Linked DNA regions of Homo sapiens: region 2 is linked to region 1. A link is an interaction called in ENCODE POLR2A ChIA-PET data of the cell type or tissue named here. Cell type or tissue: OCI-LY7. All regions are shown on one strand.

Region 1 (2,500 bases):
GAACTTGAGAGATCAGGAAGGATTTTGCAGGTTTGGAAAATGGGAGAAGGAGGTTCTGCAGAGAGAGCGTCTCGCATGAAGGCATGGAGGTCTGTCCACGCTGCAGTGAGCACGCCTGCAGTACTTACAGCACTAGCCGGGCAGAGGTGAGAGGGGAGGCTGGATTGGGCCAGCTCTCCCCCCTCCACCCGTCCTATCTTACCTCCAGCTTTTCCTCATACAAACCCACACTCAGCCAACCCGACACCTTGGCATCTCCAGTGATCCCCTCAGTCTTCTGCAACTTTTCCTCCTTCCTCTTCCTTCCTTTGTGACATCCCCTCCTCCCAGTCCCACCAGCTTATCTGGTCACACTTGGGATGTGAGGGCCTGGATGATTGTCCATCAGGGTATGATACACACCCTGATCCCCAAATACCCTTGCCTTGGTCAACTCCTCCAACCAGCCCGGGACCGGGCACACAGCGATGGGAGCAGGAAGAGGAAGAGGGTGCCGGGGGATGGAAGGGTTTTACCCAGAGTCACAAGTGGCAGACTCAAAACAGCCGAAAGCCTCCTCCATCTGGATGGCAGGCGACCCCAACTGTGGCTCTCCCTCGAATCACATCTTGTAAAAAAATCATTTGCACATTTGAATTCAAAGCCCCTCAAAACAGTATAAACACCACCATCCCGCGTACCATAAAAACCACACTGAGCATTTATGGAAACTGAAACATGTGTATTAACATATGGCAAAAATTTCACTTACTGCATCTTTTTAGCATTGGACTGATGCATGAGGCATCTGTGCAAAAAGCGTTGGAATGGAAGCTTCAGAAACGAGCAGAACGAGAAAAAGGCTGTCGCGGAGGCTGGCAGGCCAGCAGGGCGGCAGGGAAGCCCGAGGATCCATCCCTGGCACAGGCTGGTGGCTTTGGCAGAGAGGCAGGGGTTGGCCCACCGAGGAGCAGGGCCCAAGAGCGTAGGCAGCGCAGCCATCCACCGCAGACCCTCCGAAGCAGCCCCCACCTGCCCTTCAAACGATTCTCCCACTTCAGCCTCCCCAGTAGCTGCGATACAGGCTCCCGCCATCATGCCCAGCTAATTTTTGTATTTTTAGTAGAGACGTGGTTTCACCATGTTGGCCAGGCTGGTCTTGAACTCCTGACCTCAGGTGATCCATCCACCTTGGCCTCCCAAAGTGCTGGGATTACAGGTGTGAGCCACTGCGCCCGGCCACCACCTTCCTTCCTCTTTCTTTTCTCATTTTTCTCTCCTTCTACCTCCAAGCAGTAGATGGATCTTAGACGCTGGAAACAGGAGAAGCAAGCTCACTTCTTTTCTCTCACCTCTGGTCCGAGCAGGAGAGAGTCGAGTCATTCTATGCCCCACAGTCCATGATTGAATCTTTTCTTTAATATTTATTTATTTATTTACTTACTTATTTTTGTAGAGATGGGGGTCTGGCTATGGTGCCCAGGCTGGCTCGAACTCCTGGCCTCAACAATCCTCCCTCTTTTGCTCTCAAAGTGCTGAGGTTACAGGCTTGAGCCACAGCACCTAGCCTCATGATCGAGCTTTGATGGGAGTCCCAGAGTAGGACCTTCACTACCTTCTGCTTGGAACCAACAGCCAAGTGTCCCTTCTGGCTCATCTAGGCTGCAGCCTGCCCCATTATCTCATCTAAAAGGCCAGTTAGGGCCAAACATGGTGGCTCACGCCTGTAATCCCAGTGCTTTGGGAGGCCAAGGTGGGAGAGTCACTTGAGCCCAGGAGTTGGATGCTGCAGGGATCTACCATCATGCCGTTGCACTCCAGCCTGGGTGCCAGAGCAAGACCCTGTCTCAAAAAAAAAAAAAAAAAGGCAGGAGGCAGTCAGCAATGTTCTTCTCCTTCCTTAAAGGAATGTTTGTGGTTCCAGGACACACAGTCCCTGTTCACTGAGCCAACCCCCCATGCTGGGCTTCTTGTCTAGGAGTGGCAGCTGCAAGTAAGAATGCCAAGACCCTGACCAAACCCAGCATTCCGATGGTCACAGGTCCTTCAGCATCTTCAATTCTAGCTGGCTGCAGCCTCAACCCGGCAAGTGGAGGTCCCCTTCAGGCCTGCAAATGGGGCTCTACCCTGAGTTCTCACATCAGCACATGGCATGGAGCCACGCTTAGGGATGTGCTAGTCACTCTGAGTTGCTTTGAAAGAATAAGCCAGCCTTGGGCCAGGCGCGGTGGCTCACGTCTGTAATCCCAGCATTTTGAGAGGCCGAGGTGGGTGGATCACCTGAGGTCAGAAGTTGGCGACCAGCCTGGCCAACATGGTGAAACCCCGTCTCTACTAAAAATACAAAAAGTAGCTGGGCCTGGTGGTATGTGCCTATAATCCCAGCTACTCAGGAGGCTGAGACAGGAGAATCGCTTGAACCCAGAAGGCAGAGGTTGCAGTGAGGCAAGACTGAGCCACTGCACTCCAGCCTGGGTGACAGAGCGAGACTCTGTCTCAAAAAAAAAAAAAAAAAGTCCGG
Region 2 (2,500 bases), 250 kb after region 1:
TGGGTCAGAATTGAGCATCTTTTTTGAGACAGAGTCTCTCTCTGTTACCCAGGCTGGAGTGTAATGGCATGATCTTGGCTCACTTGCAGCCTCAACCACCCGGGTTGAGGTGGGGAGCCTCCCAATGTGCTGGGACTATAGGCGTGAGCCGCCGTGCCTGGCCAGAATTGAACATCTTTGTATCTTTCTTCTTAGTTTAGTACAAAACTGAATAATATTTGCAGGCAGCAGAATTGGATCGGGAATTTCTCAAACTGCCAAAGATGAAATTAGAATGAGTGATTTTTGGCTGGCAGCTTGAAGTACATATATATCAGTTTGTGTATGATACGTGTGAGTATGTAGTGGTTTTTCCCTCTTCAACTGTCTTTAAATATGTGTGCGTGCGTGAGTGTGTGTACAAACACACGTAGCTTTAATATCAAAAAGGTTATTTTTGTAGGTCTGTTAGGAGACATGAATATGCTCAAAAGGGAAAAAAATACATGGATAGGGTGAGAGGAGTTTGCTTTATTTAAGGACATGATAAAAGGCATAGCCCTTCTGCCTTTCTGGAATGCTGTAACAGAATATAGAAATAATTGTATCATCTCCTGTACTTCTCAGAGCTGGTGTTTGCGTGAGGCTGGCCCTGTGCCAGGTTGGCAGGGTTGGGGGTAACCCAGGAGCATGCCTGCTAAGGCACACTGCCATTCAGGGCCTGGCCTTGCCCCTGCGCCCCAGCCCCCTGCTCTCCTCCATCCAGCTCTGCCCTCTTCCATTTCTCTGCTACAGTCTGAAATCTCTCAGCCACACCAGCTTTCTCATTCCATGACCTCATCTGACTTGTCTCCTTCCCCTCTGAATCTGAGCCCTTGTTAAGCCTTTTTTTGTTTTTTCTTTGAGACAGAGTCTCACTCTGTCACCCAGGCTAGAGGGCATTGGTGCAGTCTCAGCTCACTGCAGCCTCTGCCTCCGCGGTTTAAGCGATCCTCCCACCTCAGCCTCCTGAGTAACCTGGACTACAGGCATGCACCACCACGCCCAGCTTATTTTTATATTTTGAGTAGAGATGGGGTTTCGTCATGCTGGCCAGGCTGGTCTCAAACTCCTGACCTCAGGTGATCCACTTGCCTCAGCCTCCCAAAGTGCTGGGATTACAGGTGTGAGCCAGCGTGCCCAGCCATAGCTATTCTTCCATTCATTCCCTCATGCACCCTTTCCATGTCTTTTGAGTCCCCACTGTGTGCCAGGCCCCATGGTCGTTTTCCCTGGACCCTGCTGGGATCATAGTAATCTTCCCCCATCATTCTTTACGCCTTCCACACTCTTTTCCCTTGTTACCCTTTGTGTTATATGTTGTCCTCTACCTTTCTGAAAAGCACAGTGGGTGAAATGCGGTGATGTGTTAGCTTCCTGTTGCTGCTGTCGCAACCTGCCATGCGCCGAGTGGCTTAAAACAACAGAAATTTATCATGTGACAGTGCTCGAGTTCAGGAGTCCAAAGTGGGATGGATTCCCCAGGCTGGAATCAAGGTGTCAGCCAGAGTTGTGTTCCTATTAGAAGCTCTGGGGGAGAATCAGTTTCCTGGCAGTTTCCAGCCTCTCGCGCTGCCGGCATTCCTATAGCATTCCGACCTCTGCGTCGGTCCTCAGATCTCCTCTGACTCTGAGCCTCCTGCCTGTCTCTTACTAGGAGCACTGGGATTACACTGGGCCCACCTGGATAATCCAGGGTCATCTCCTGACTCATGATCCCTGACATAATCCCATCTGCAAAAGCCCCTTTTACCATTGCAATCTAACACATTCACAGGCGCCAGCTATGAGGACGTGGTTATCTCTGGCGGACTATTATTGGTGCTGACCACAGATAGCCTTATTTATATAAAAAGAGATTGGTGGCCAGGCATGGTGGCTCACGCCTGTAATCCACAGCACTTCAGGAGACCAAGGCAGGCATATCGCTTGAACCTGGGAGTTCAAGACCAGCCTGGGCAACATAGTGAAATCCTGTCTCTACGAAAAATACAAAAACTAGCCGGGTGTGGTGGCGCATGCCTGTGGTCCCAGCTACATGGGAAGTTGAGGTGAGAGGATCCCTTGAACCCGGGAGGTGGAGGTTACAGTGAGCCGAGATCATGCCACTGTACTCCAGCCTGGGTGACAGAGCCAGACCCCGTCTTAGGTGGGAAAAAAAAAAGATTGGTAAAGAATCTGATTATTTTTTGTCCTGGAGCCTGGTGTAAAAAAATAGAAAATCATCTAGTTGAGGAAGTAACAGGATTGACTTCTCCAAGGAAATAATGGTATCACGTTTAGAAATGCATCCTTTGGAACAGTATATAGTTAAAAGGGAAATTATAATGCTTCTTGACCAAATGTTTCTACAGGATCACAATACAAAATAACGTGGGCTGTGATGATATTTGTCAAAAAACTTGTGGTACAGTGGCCAGGTGCAGTGGTTCACACCTGTAATCCTAGCACTGTGGGAGATCAAGACAGGCAGATCGCTTGA

Evidence for each region. Peaks named below come from ENCODE experiments on the same cell type or tissue, not always from the same donor. Only the 100,000 strongest peaks of a DNase experiment are listed, where the experiment ranks them.
Region 2: POLR2A ChIA-PET joins it to region 1 with 6 read pairs; 2 of 35 experiments call an interaction of 5 or more read pairs at or near these places.

The regions. Positions count from the first base shown.
Region 1 is chr7:101,777,487-101,779,986 of GRCh38, forward strand. No RefSeq gene overlaps it. Among named protein-coding and RNA genes, the nearest start is that of CUX1, 39 kb to the right of the region's middle. In OCI-LY7, no CTCF peak of the experiment used is centred here; no DNase peak of the experiment used is centred here.
Region 2 is chr7:102,023,463-102,025,962 of GRCh38, forward strand. All of the region lies in intron 2 of CUX1 (cut like homeobox 1), which reads left to right. Among named protein-coding and RNA genes, the nearest start is that of CUX1, 210 kb to the left of the region's middle. In OCI-LY7, no CTCF peak of the experiment used is centred here; no DNase peak of the experiment used is centred here; H3K27ac peaks cover 1,357 bases.